3 separate regions of the Homo sapiens genome follow, and regions 1 and 2 are each linked to region 3. A link is a contact called in ENCODE Hi-C or POLR2A ChIA-PET data. All regions are on one chromosome and are shown on one strand. The core of a region is the stretch at or near the end of the contact, and the rest is flanking DNA. Distances in the headings are between cores, read along the strand shown.

Region 1 (4,559 bases), core at 2,039-4,538, 220 kb after region 3:
ATAGAGCCAGGATCCAGCCCAGTGCCTGGTCAGAAGAAGCTCCATTAGTGCTTAAGAACTGTATTCAATTGGAACTTTCAACCAATTCAATATGGTCACAACGGGTTGGCTCCTAGTAAGCTGCTCAGTAAGTGTTTCTTCAGGTGACGTTGGCAAATGAAAGGCAGTAAGGCCCAGTGATTTCAGATCCAGACTGTGGTACTCAGAACCATATAATCCTGGGGTCAAATCTCAGCCTTGCTTGCTTCTTTCTGCGTGCCCTGAGCCTCTCCCCTGTAGAGAACCTATTTCACATTGTTGCTATGAAAATGACATGAGATCATGAATGTGAAATTTATCATAGTATTGCTCATACTACTACCTTGGGCTGGGAACTATTCCTGGGCTTTCTCATTTAATCCTCTTGCAATTCAAAGAGGAAGGCGCTCTTAACTGCCCCACTTCTTACAGATTAAGAAGTTGAGGAACAAGGGCTGGAGCGGTGTCTCCAAGGTCACGAAGCTAGTAAGAGTGGGTATAGATCGCAGATGCAGTGGCTGGTCTTAACCGTTAAGGGAGAGCTACGAAGTCCCACGTGTGGACAGTAAGTACTCAGTAAAAGTACACTGTTACTGTTACTGCTGCTGCCATTGTGCTGGACAGCCGGGGAAAGTGAGGGGCAGAGAACTTGAGTCCCCATAGCTACTCCATAACAGAGCCAGAACCACGGGTGGCTCCAACATTCAGATCTGGGGTACCAAGCCTTGTTGCTTGTTTCTTAACTGCTTTCTCCAAGGCCTGCCCTGGGCAGCCACACCCAGAGTTCTCACGACACCCTGGAGCTCTTGCCACCCAGAAGTTCTTGCCACACCCTGCCTGCTCCCGGAAGGTAACAGGGCCACTGAAGAAGGGCTGCATTGTTGTGGCCTTAGCCTTGGCCCTGAAGGCCAGGAGGACAAACACTTTGGCTTGTAAGTACTGCAAATCAATAAACAGTAAAACTCAGAATAAATGCCCTCTTGAACTTCAACTGACCTCAACTCCAAGCTGGCTGGTCCTGAGGACAAATACCCAGGAACGTGATTCCAGGAGAGAATACTTCTGCATGGCATCCAGTTGCTACCTGGCAGGAGGGTGTTTGCCTTTGAGAGAGGTGGGGGCAGGGGTATCAAATTCTCCTGGGGAAGACAGGAAGTTTGCCAGCGCCACCCAGAGCAGAAAAAAAGTGTGGCAGTATCAATAAAGATGACAATAGCAAGAGATCTCCTTTTTTCCTCAGAGTCCTGGCCTGCATGAATAGGTGAAATCACAACAGCTAAGATTCAGTGAGTGCTTCCTGTGTAGGCCACGTGCTGCACTTAGGACCACACGCATGGGTTCGTTGAATGCACTCAACAACCCTATGGCATGGATTTTATTATTTTCATTTTTCAGGTGAGAAAACCATGGTACAGAGAAAAGTAAATCGCTTCCCCAGGGGCTGCTCGGCCCCCAGGAGGCAGAACCAGAGTCTGAACCCAAGCGATCTTTTACGGCCCTCCCCTGCAAGCTGGCAACGGAGTATTTCCCTTTATGGTCCCTCTCATTTAATTTTGAATCAGATGTCTTATGCCAAAGTATATACAGAAAGGACACCACTTTGGAAGGTATCTTTGTCCATTCTGGCTACTATAACAAAATACCATAAACTGGGTGTCTTTTTTTTTTTTTTTTTTTTTTTTTTTTGACGGAGTCTCGCTCTGTCGCCCAGGCTGGAGTGCAGTGGTGCGATCTCGGGCTCACTGCAAGCTCCGCCTCCTGGGTTCACACCATTCTCCTGCCTCAGCCTCCTGAGTAGCTGGGAATACAGGTGCCCGCCACCACGCCCGGCTAATTTTTTGTATTTTTTTTTTTAGTAGAGATGGAGTTTCACAGTGTTAGCCAGGATGGTCTCGATCTCCTGACCTCGTGATCCTCCCACCTCAGCCTCCCAAAGTGCTGGGATTACAGGCGTGAGCCACCAGGCCCGGCCAACTGGATGTCTTATAAACAACAGAAATTCATTTCTGACAGTTCCAGAGGCTGGAACTCCAAAATCAAGGCACAGGCAGAGCTGGCATCTGGCGAGGTTCTGCCCTCTAGTTCATAGATGGTGCCTTCTCACCATGTCCTCCCAAGGTGGAAGGGGTGGGAGGTCTCTCTTGGGCATCTTTGATGAGGGCACTCTTCCCATTCAGGAGGCCTCTGCCTTCATGACCTAATCACCTCCCAAAGACCCAGCTCCCAGTACCATCACCTTAGGGGGTAGGATTTCAACATATGGATTTTAGGGAAACACAAACATTCAGACCATAGCAGAGGGGATGAGAGACCCCTGAAGCCTGCTAAGGCTCCTGAGAGCAGCTGACAAATGTATAGGATTTTGAAGAAACTTTTAAAGTCCCAGGGCAATCAACTTTGTTCCTGCTCTGAGTCTGAGAGGTCCCCATTCAAAGTTAGCCCCCTCATTCAGTCTTTTTTTTTTTTTTCTTAAATTTTGAGACAGGATCTTACCCAGGCTAGAGTGCAGTGGCACAATCACGGCTCACGGCAGCCTCCACCTCCCAGACTCAAGGGATCCTCCCACCTCAGCCTCCTGAGTAGCTGAGACTACAGGTACACGCCACCGTGCTTGGCTAATTTTTGTATTTTTTGTAGTGACAGGGTTTTGCCATGTAGCCCAGGCTGGTGTGGAACTCCTGGGCTCAAGCAGTCCACCCACTTTGACTTCCCAAAATGCTGGGATTACAGGCCTGAGCCCCTAACTCAGTCTTTATTGCACAGCATTAAAAGGGTGGAAGGAGCGCTTCACAGAGCCATTCTCCTCCTCCCACCACCATGAGAGGTACAAATTCTACCAAACCTCGTCTCCTGTCTGCCTCTGGTGCAGGTTGAGGTTTGGCCTTCAGGGATTGCTCCTCTGAGCTAATTTCTTGCAAAGGATGTGACAAAGGTCACTAGAGAGAAAACACCTCAGCACGTGTTCCATAGGCCAATGCGGTGAGTTCAGCACAGCCCCATCAGCACGCAGACCATGTGAGAGGACTCATGCATGGGAGGCCACCCACGAACAGGGCTATTTTAATAGAATGTCTTCGGGTGTGGTGAGAAAAACCCCGGCTTGGAGTGTTTGTGGTTCATCTGGAATCAGGCAGCGCTGTTATAAGCTTGGGGCCTATACAGGCTTCCTGGGTTTCTGCTTATTGATACACATTGTAGGTCCTCCAAGAACGGTCCTGAATCATTCCCTTGGTTATGTCCATGTACCGGATCATTCCTTTGATTAGTACACTGTAAATACTTCAAGAATGCTAGAGAAAGTTTTGAGATCAGAGCCTTTCCCACAAAAGGTCAGGAGTTCCAGTTCTCAATAAGCCGAGGTATCTGTGGTTAGAGGAGTCCAGAAAATGCGGGCTGTGTGCGCCCCCTGCTGGAGAGGGAGGCCCAGGCACGCGGAGCTTCTAGTTCAGGGCCGGGGTCCTCTTGAGGGTTCTCGGAGCACCTTCTCGCGGCTCAGAGGGTTCTTCTTCCTGTCCTTCCAGGGCGGCCTTGCGTGAGAGCAGGACTGCTAAGGGTAATGTGGCAATCTAGAGCCAGATTGCCGGGGTTCGAATCCTGCTTCTGCAACTGCTCTGTAACTTTTGGCAGGTCATTAAACCTCTCTGTGCCTCACCTTCCTCATCTGTAAAGTTGGGATGATCATATTAGAGCCTACCTCAGAGAGTACTTATGAGACATAAACGAGATAACATCTCAAACACTGAGGCACAAACAAAGCAAATGTCAAAACACTTAGAATGGTGCCTGGCACATAGGGAGTGTTATGTGTTAATTATATATTAATTATTGCTATTATTAATATCATCATCATAATTCTCTTGGTTATTAATAAAATCTAAGAGAAAGCTTTTCTCCTCTCTCTCAACCCTAAGGGTCACTTTCACGGGCATCAGAAATTCTAACAATCCCAGAGCCAGGATTACAGGCATGAGCCACCGCACTAGGCTCATTATTCTAGATACTAAGAGGAGGGAAGAAACTGCTAACTCTATTCCAATAAAAACATCTTCTTCAAAGAAAAAAGGTAAGCCAAGCACAGTGGCCATGCCCGTAATCCTGGCACTTTGGGAAGCTAAGGTGGGAGATCACTTGAGGCCAGAAGTTTGAGACCAGCCTAGGCAACCTAGCAAGACTCCCCCTCTACAAAAAAATTTAAAAATTGACACATGCCTGTGGTCCCCGCTACTTGAGAGGCTGAGGTATGAAGATCATTTGAACCCATGAGTTTGCAGCTACAGTGAGCTGTGATTGCACCACTGCACTGCAGCTTGGGCAACAGAGTGAAACACTGTCTCTAATTAATTAATTAATTAATTAATTAATTAATTTTTAATTAAAAAGAAAAAGAAAAAAGAATAACTTTCATATCAGCCAGGCACTTCCAAAGTTGTTGGGCTTGTTGGTTGTCTCTGATAGCAAAATAATCTATAGACTGCCTTTTATTTCTGCTTTTGGGAAAATTTAATAAAGTTTGGTTTCTGAGGTAGTACCCTCAATTTAAC
Region 2 (4,561 bases), core at 1,212-3,711, 200 kb before region 3:
GTTATGCAGGATGAATAAGTTCTAGAGATATTATATACAGCATGGTGATTATAGTTAATATTACTGTAGAATATACATGCAATTTGCTAAGAGAATAGCTCTTAAATATTCTCACCACATACAAAAAAATGGTAACTTATATGAGATGATGGATATGTTAATCAGCTTGTGGTAATCATTTCACAATATACATGTATATCAAGACATTACATTGTCCATCTTAAATATATACAATTTTTATTTTGTCAATTATATGTCAATAGAGAACCCATCCCCCAAAATTTGTGGTTTAGAGTTAGTATGAATAATGCCAATGGGTTTTCAGTTCATAAAAGAGTGATCTGCTGACAAAAGAATGAGGGGAGCAAGTTTTAGGAGATGTGTTGACTGAGGAAGTTTCTTCAGAAGGAGCTGCTGTATATTCCATTATGTTTTTTATTCTCTGTTTGATCTTGCTGTCCTGTGGAACTTTGATGTAATTAGGAAACACATTCCTCAGGTTAAATGTGAATAGGATGGGATGGTCTGTGAATGTGCGGGCGCATGGTGTGGGACTGGCGGGCAGCTCCGCCTGCGGACCTGGTGTGGGATCCAGTAGGTGAAGCCAGCTGGGCTCCTAAGTCTAGTGGAGACTTGGAGAACCTTTATGTCTAGCTAAGGGATTGTAAATACACCAATCAGCACTCTGTGTCTAGCTCAAGGTTTGTAAACACACCAATCAGCACCCTGTGTCTAGCTCAAAGTTTGTAAACGCACCCATCAGTGCTCTGTGTCTAGCTAATCCAGTGGGGACTTGGAGAACTTTTGTGTCTAGCTCAGGGATTGTAAATGCACCAATCAGTACCCTGTCAAAACAGACCAATCAGCTCTCTGTAAAATGGACCAATCAGCAGGATGTGGGTAGGCCCAGATAAGAGAATAAAAGCAGGCTGCCCAAGCCAGCAGTGGCAACCCACTCGGGTCCCCTTCCACACTGTGGAAGCTTTGTTCTTTCGCTCTTTGCAATAAATCTTGCTGCTGTTCACTCTTTGGGTCCGCATTGCCTTTATGAGCTGTAACACTCACTGCGAAGGTCTGCAGCTTCACTCCTGAGGCCAGTGAGACCAGGAACCCACCGGGAGGAATGAACAACTCTGGACGGGAGGAATGAACAACTCCAGAGGTGCTGCCTTAAGCGCTGTAACACTCACTGCGAAGGTCTGCAGCTTCACTCCTGAAGCCAGCAAGACCACAAACCCACCAGAAGGAAGAAACTCCGAACATGTCCGAACATCAGAATGAACAAACTCTGGACACACCATCTTTAAGAACTGTAACACTCACCGCGAGGGTCCATGGCTTCATTCTTGAAGTCAGTGAGACCAAGAACCCACCAATTCCGGACGCAAATGTACTAGTATGAGGGACATCATTACATTTAAGGAGCCTGGGAACACGGTTCTCAGGCTTTCGGTTTGGTTGTTCTGCACAATTTTTTTTTTTTTTTTGAGACAGAGTCTCACTCTGTCACCCAGGCTGGAGTGCAGTGGCACGATCTTGGCTCACTGCAAGCTCTGCCTCCCAGGTTCACACCATTCTCCTGCCTCAGCCTCCCAAGTAGCTGGGACTACAGGCACCTGACACCGCACTCAGCTAATCTGGTTTTTGTATTTTTATTAGAGATGGGGTTTCACCGTGTTAGCCAGGTTGGTCTTGATCTCCTGACCTCATGATCCACCCGCCTCGGCCTCCCAAAGTGCTGGGATTACAGGCGTGAGCCACCACCCCTGGCCTCTTCTGCACAATTTTTTAAGTGGGGGGACTCTTTTGAAAGGACTTCAGGCTGAGACTTCTGAAAGCATGTAGTGAAGGGCTGAGGGACAAGACCAGAAGGTGGGGCCTAGCCAAGGCTTTGTACTCGCATTCTTACACTCTCCTGCCATTGTCCCTGTGATGAAATGAGCTTCATACATATAGTTTGCTTGAAAATACACCTCATGGGCCAGGTGCAGTGGCTCATGCCTGTAATACCAACACTCAAGCCTTTGGAAGGCTGAGGCAGGTGGATCACTTTGAGGTCAGGAGTTCGAGACCAGCCTGGGCAACATGGTGAAACCCTGTCTCTACTAAAAACACAAAAATTAGCCAGACATGGTGGCACATTCCTATAATCCCAGCTACTTGGGAGTCTGAGGCAGGAGAATCGCTGGAACCCAGGAGGTGGAGGTTGCAGCGAGCCGAGATCACACCACTGCATTCCAGCCTGGGCGACAGAGTGAGACTCCATCTCAAAAAATGTTAAAAAGAAAAGAAAAAACACCCCATGAAGTGTCCTATGATCAAATTTCTGAGACAGAGGAGAGATATGGCATGCTCCATTGTGATTAAAAAAAACGTGGCTTGTAACCTTGGCTTCTCCATCTGTCAAGTGATGACAATCAATGCAGCAATAACTGCACACCTCTCTCACTTCCTCTCTCTTGATCAAGGAAGACTGTGAGAATTAAGAGTTGATCAGAAAGCAAAGTAACAATGATATGTTACAGAGGAGTGAGCTTGCAATGAGATCTGTGAAATTTGGCAAAGCACAGGAAGTGTCCAATTCAGCTAGATTGGATTGGTGCTAAGGCAGTTTGAGCTTGAGGTTGTCCAGAATCCTTTCTGCTAACGAATGCCAACTACAAGGGGAATCCCTGCCTCACCGTTTGCATATAGATTTAGGAGGAAATGCAGATTTGCTCATTTGGTTTCTGTGCAATTTTAGAGTCAAAATGAAACTAGAATGTGAATATTAGAGTATGTGAACCTTCTTAGTATAAAGCTGGATTCCCCTCTGACTTCTGTAGCATTTAGGAAATTGTGCCTTATAATAGCAGCAATCAATAATACATTGTCCTTTCATCAAGTAACAACAATGACTGCTGATGCTCAGATCCTAGTGTTCTGTAGAATCTAGCAACCCATTGTTTGGATACAAGGGTGCATGAATTAACAATATTCACTGCTCATTTTCTTTGTGTTTGCATTCTAGTCTTCTGGAAATGGATTTACTAAAAAAATACTTTCCAAAAAATGAAGTGTTGATTTTTTTTCTTTGTCAGGTAAGAGCCATAATACATGTTCATCATTTTTAAAAAATTGGAATAGGGCCGGGTGCAGTGGCTCGCGCCTGTAATCTCAGCTCTCTGGGAGGCCTGGGCAACATGGAGAGACTGTCTCTACAAAAAATTTAGAAATCAAGTGGGTGTTGTGGCAGGCACCTGTAGTCCCAGCTACTTGGGAGGCTGAGGCAGGAGGATCTCTTGAGCCCAGGAGTTTGAGGTTGCAATGAGCCATGATTGCATCACTGCACTCCAGCCTCGGTGACAGAGAAAGACCCTGCCAGAAAAAAAAAAAAAAAAAAGATGAGAAGGAAGACTATGCAACCCAAACACAATCATTGTTGACTTGTATACAATAGAGTCCCTTAACTCATCTCCACTTAAGGAAACCACTAGATTAATGGATACAACCTCTATTCTATCTGCAAAGTCCTCAGTAGGCTCAAGATGTGACACTGGCATTCTCACAGTGCATCTAAACACATCTCCCACCAGTTGCATGGTCTACTTACCAGGAGTCAGTTTTGTTTGTTCCCAGATGTGTTTATAAAGTTTGCAGTGAAAAAAATATGTAATTAGGAATTATGTAAATGGATGAAAATATAGCAAAGAACATTCTCCCCACCATCACCAAATGCTGTCAGATTAGGTATGGACATGCAACTATAAAAGATTGAGAACAAATCATTAAAATCTAGAAGATTTGTCCTCAGATTGCTTCAAGAGTATCTTTAAGTTCTTGCTACATTCTAAAGAAACTAGAAAATTGTAGTTGATGCATTAAGGATGTGAGACTGAATTGTTAGGTATGAAATACAAAATGAGCGAAGATGCTCCCAAAAACAAAATAACGAAACAAAAATAAAAACCCAACAACAATAAAACTGTAAATCCATGCAATGTTTAATATGTGCCGTGGACTGTTCCAGGCCCTGGAGAAATATTATTCATTTTATTGTCATAAATAATATTGTCATAATTACTCTATGAAGTAGAAAGTAAGTGGTATTGTTATCCCATTTTACAAAGGAGGAAACTGAGGTGCAGCAACATGAAGTTTCTTACCCTGGATTACCCAGCTGGTAAGTAATAGAGCAGACATTTAAACACAGGCAACCTGGTCCTTAGTCCATGACTTCAGCCATTGCCTTATACTAGCCTTTGATTCTACAGCAATCTTTTAAATTTTTGAGTAAAAACTCAATTGATATATGTTTGTATCTTTAAAAACAAATTATTTTGGAAATCCTGAAGCCTGTATAAAAGTAGAGAGGAGAGCGTGATGAGACCCCACTTACCCACTACTCAACCTCAGCAATTATCAACTCATGGCCAATCTTTTATTGTATCTCTCCTCATTCACCTCCTCCTGGCTCTTGAAATATATTAAAACAAATATAAGAAATCATATATTCTCATCCATAAATATTCCAGAATGCATCTCTAAAAGACAAGGACTTCTTTTTATTACACTTGATCTT
Region 3 (4,215 bases), core at 973-3,472:
GAAAGTCCAAGATCAAGACACCAGCAGATATGGTGTCTGGTGAGGGCACCATCTGTTCCTTACATGATGGAAAGGCAAGAAGAGGCTAACATGCTCCTTCCAGTCTCTTTTATAAGGGTGCTAATGCCATTAGTAGAGCTCTGCATTCATTACTTAATCACCTCCCAAAAACCTACCTCTTAATACGTTGCCTTGGGAGTTAGGATTCAATATATGAATTCTGAGGGGTTATGGGCATTCAGACCATCGTGGGATTGGTGGGAGGAGGAAGAATGTGCCATAGGTAGGAATGAGAAGAAGTTAGCTGAATTGTCAACAAAACTTGAACAGCTGCATATGGACTATCAAGACAGCAGCAACCCCAGGATCTCAGCCTTACAGCAGAGCTGCACCTACCTGCCAGCTCCTTCCACATCAAGTGCATGGGGTTAGCACGTCGATGTCTGGGGACAGAGCAGGAGAGCTGAGAGAGATTGTTCCTGTGGAGAAGCAGGGCAGGTGAACTGAGATAGAACTCTCCAAAGCCCTCTGAGCCTTCACCAATCTTTAAGCCTTCACCATCCTGTCTGCAGCAGGCTGAGACGGGACCAAAGAAATCTTTTCAGGGCACTGCTATACTCTCCCAAGTGCACCACAGCAACCCTCAGGGGCTGGGACAAGATGAAAGGTCTGAGAGAGAGAGGTGTTTGAAGGCATGAACATCCAGGGGTAAGACTGACCAGCAAAGAGAATTCCCCAGCAGCCCCAAAAGCTGGCAGTCAGGTTATAAAGCAGAAAGAGATCACTTGCAGTTTAGAAAGCTGACCAGTTAACTACAGAGCATAAAGGGATCCCTGGAGTCTCATTGGCACTTAGAGATCTGCTGAAGGGGAAGTCCTCATATTGTCTTAATGATATCGGAGGCCAGTGGTGACTTATATCTAACTGAAGTTACAAACGAACCCAGACCTAGAACAACTACACATGAGATTGACCTCACCCCAAAACACACACACACACACACACACACACACACACACACACGATCAGCATGACAGAAGGTGGTGCCCCTCATAGGAGAGGTGCTAAATGGAAGTACATGATGGTAAAATCCGTGCATTGTTTGAGAAGTAACAGAATATTTGAATGTAGACCATAACAACTTAAAGATGGATGTCTAAATCCTAGAGCAACCACCAAAAAATAGCACAAAGATATGAGTAAAACAAAAATATAATAAAGGAAAGGAAACGATCAGTTAAAAAATAGTTGGTTCACTCAAAAGAAGGCAGGAAATAAAGACAACAAAGAACAAAGGAGACAAATATTAGGATGACAGACTGAAACCCAAACTATCAATAATTAGGTTAAATGTAAATAGATTAAACAATTCAAGTAAAAGGCAGAAATAGTCAATCTGGATAACACAGCAGAGCCCACCTGTATACTGTTTACAAGATAAATATTTTAAGTATAAAGACTCAGACTTGTGACATATAAAGTAAAAGAGCACATGCAAAAGATAGTTATAAGAAAGCTGGCTTGCTATATTCATATCAAGGTAGACTCCAAGGCAAAGAGTAATACCAGAGATGAAGAGAGACATTTCATAATAATCAAATAATTCATTAACCAAGAAGGTCTAACATCTTGAACATGTATGCAACCTAATCACAAAGCATCAAAATACATGGAGAAAACATTGATGAGTCCCAATCATCCGTAAAGGCAGAAATTGATTAATCACAGTCATAGTTGGAGATTTAACACTTCTAGATAAAACTGGTAGACAATGAAAAATCAGAAAGGCTATAGAAGATTTGAACAGCACTACCAACCAATTTGACCTTATTAACATGCGTGAAATACTAACTACATTAAACATCTGCAGACCACACACATTCTAAGAAAGGGTTCAGAGAGGAGAAGGAACGCTGGAGGAAGGAAGACCAAGCAGGTGATGGCTGAAGAAGAAATTTAACTGGTAGGAAGTGTGGAAAACCAAAGTGTTGAATAGAGAGTGCGATGTAAGCCCTTTTCTCCTTCTCCTCGTTAAATGTCTACATTACTCGATGCACTCTACGAGGTGGACTTTGTTTTGGAGATATGAAAAGGTAGACTCCTATTTTGTGGTTGTTGTGGGGTGAAACTAGAGGCTTCCTGTGAGAAGTCAACCATATCGGGCTATGGTTCTGAGTCCCACCCAGGATGTTTAAGGCAGAGGAGCCACTTTCAGCTCAGACACAAGACAGGTGAATGCCTTCATCATGACTGCCAGAGAGGGAGGAGGCCAACCTGGCACCACCATGGAGGTCCTCAAATCTACCACCCTGGCAGAGGCGAGCTGTGAGATGGCCCTGGCTTTTGTGGGACCACCTTCTGAAGGTCATCTGGAACTGGATGAGAAGTGCTCAAGGATATAAGGTTAGGAGCAGTTTCTCCAAGAAACTCCCTCATAAAACCACAGGAAGATGGTGTTTGAGCTAGTTTTGATGGAGACACTTAAGCTCTTGAGAAACTGGATTATTTCCTGGAAGGGGAAACAGGACCACTGCAGAGAGGCCTGAGTGAATTTCACTCCCTGGCTCCAGCCTCATCTGCTGCTGCAGGTTGACCTGGAGCCTGGAGTCCTTCTGTGGGGCTTACAGTGCAGCCAGCACTGCCCGAAGCTGTAGACACTTAGGGAAGGGGTGAGTACTACCAAGGTGAGGACTACTTAGGCAGCCTTGTGTTGTGAGTAGACTAAGCAGCAGAAATGCTACAGAGTGGGCCAGGCCCAGGGGTGAAGAAGCAACAAATCAGTGGAATGTTTGCAATGTTTTGGTCTTAGGAATTATACCAGGCCTCAAAGTCACAAAGCCTCTCTGTGGTCGAACGCCAGCCAGCCCTCACACAGGCATATGGTGGTGTGGGGAGATGCTGGGATCCATGTGGCAAGCTCCTGACCACACATCAACAGAGGGGTCAAAGACCCTCTGTGTCAGACTTGAGGAACTTGTAGAGAGTCATAAGCTGGGTAAATACAATTTTGAAAATCAGGCCTAGGGGAGTGTTTATAGCAAAATAGCAAGAAGAAAAATTTAGGCTTCACCAGCAACCGGGAAGGCTCCTAGATTCTCCTTGACTGTGGAGGAAAAGGTTGAAAGGAAGACCAAGGTAAGGAGACTCAAAGGGAACGGAAATCTTAAAGGGTTATTGGTTAAGTTGCTCACTGTCTGGTACATGATGGAGCCACCCTGTGCCATCTGCCTCTTACAAGCCTCAGGAAAGTCTAGAAGGTTCCTTTGGCTGGAGGAGAAAATGGGAGGCTGAGCCCTGTGGGCTTCAAGGCTGCCACAGTGGAGCTACACATGGATTACACAAATCACAGGGATCCACTTTGTGGAAGGAAATCCACTTTCTCCATTTTTTAACATTGACAGAATCCTAAAAATTAAATAGATCAATCTATGAAGTATGCAGCTCATTTGGAGCTCATGACAGACAAATGAAAATGCAAGGGCAAAGAAAATACACCAAATGCTGTCAGAAGCTGAGCCAACCATATTCTCTTGTCCTGTGTGTTCGTTTGCTAAGGTTGCCTCGTAACTAAGTACCACAGACTGGGTGGCTCAAACCATAGAAATTTATTCTTCTCACAATTCTGGAGGCTGGAAGTCCAAGATTAAGATGTCAAGAGGGCTGATTTCTTCTGACACCCCTCTCTTTGGCTTGCAGATAGCTGTCTTCTCCCTGTGTCCTCACATGGTCTTCCTTCTGTGTGGAAGGAAGACATGTCTGTGTCTGTGCCCAAATTTCCTCTTCTTATAAGGACACTACCCTAATGATCTCATTTTCATTTAATTACTTCTTTTCTTTTCTTTTTAGATGGAGTCTAGTTCTGTCGCCAGGCTGGAGTGCAGTAGCGCGATCTCAGCTCACTGCAACCTCCACCTCCTGGGTTCAAGTGATTCTCCTGCCTCAGCCTCCCAAATAGCTGGGATTACAGGCACGTGCCACCACACCCAGCTAATTTTTGTATTTTTAGTAGAGATGAGATTTCACCACGTTGGCCGGGATGGTCTCGATCTCCTGATCGTGTGATCTGCTCACCTCAGCCTCCCGAAGTGCTGGGATTACAGGCATGAACCACCGTGCCCGGCTACTCAATTACTTCTTTAAAGGTTCCATCTCCAAATTCCAAGGTACTGGGAGCTAGGGCTTCAGCATTTGAATTTTGGGGAGACACGGTTCAAC

What was found. Hi-C counts contacts between places; a loop is a spot of excess contacts on that map. ChIA-PET counts read pairs that join two places held with the same protein, here RNA polymerase II (POLR2A). Pooled maps may share reads with other maps.
Region 1: a map of endothelial cell of umbilical vein shows a loop between it and region 3 (2.4-fold over the local background). The contact joins the enhancer-like site here to the promoter of LINC01259 in region 3. A Hi-C loop is called at or near these places in 5 of 168 maps with a recorded cell type or tissue (GM11168, GM12878, K562 and 2 more), 16 of 37 single-sample maps with no recorded cell type and 10 of 50 pooled maps. POLR2A ChIA-PET finds 5 or more read pairs at or near these places in 2 of 52 experiments (GM12878 and activated naive CD4-positive, alpha-beta T cell).
Region 2: a map with no recorded cell type shows a loop between it and region 3 (8-fold over the local background). The contact joins the enhancer-like site here to the promoter of LINC01259 in region 3. A Hi-C loop is called at or near these places in 4 of 168 maps with a recorded cell type or tissue (CD4-positive, alpha-beta T cell, CD4-positive, alpha-beta memory T cell, CD8-positive, alpha-beta T cell and 1 more), 32 of 37 single-sample maps with no recorded cell type and 13 of 50 pooled maps. POLR2A ChIA-PET finds 5 or more read pairs at or near these places in 11 of 52 experiments (CD4-positive, alpha-beta T cell, CD4-positive, alpha-beta memory T cell, GM10248 and 8 more).

What each region holds. Positions count from the first base shown.
Region 1 is chr4:38,727,888-38,732,446 of GRCh38, forward strand. No RefSeq gene overlaps it. Among named protein-coding and RNA genes, the nearest start is that of TLR10, 53 kb to the right of the region's middle. RefSeq lists an enhancer at 2,959-3,328. Within about 2 kb of position 3,289, at least 4 of the 41 ENCODE cell types and tissues checked have a DNase peak (open chromatin) inside an H3K27ac peak, as active enhancers do; they include GM12878, where a contact is called at or near this core.
Region 2 is chr4:38,304,115-38,308,675 of GRCh38, forward strand. No RefSeq gene overlaps it. Among named protein-coding and RNA genes, the nearest start is that of LINC02513, 61 kb to the right of the region's middle. RefSeq lists an enhancer at 3,983-4,152. Within about 2 kb of position 2,462, at least 3 of the 41 ENCODE cell types and tissues checked have a DNase peak (open chromatin) inside an H3K27ac peak, as active enhancers do; they include CD8-positive, alpha-beta T cell, where a contact is called at or near this core.
Region 3 is chr4:38,507,545-38,511,759 of GRCh38, forward strand. LINC01259 (long intergenic non-protein coding RNA 1259) reads left to right here and starts at 2,223. Exons shown (of 3, transcript NR_149076.1): 1 at 2,223-2,403. All of the region lies in intron 1 of LINC01258 (long intergenic non-protein coding RNA 1258), which reads right to left.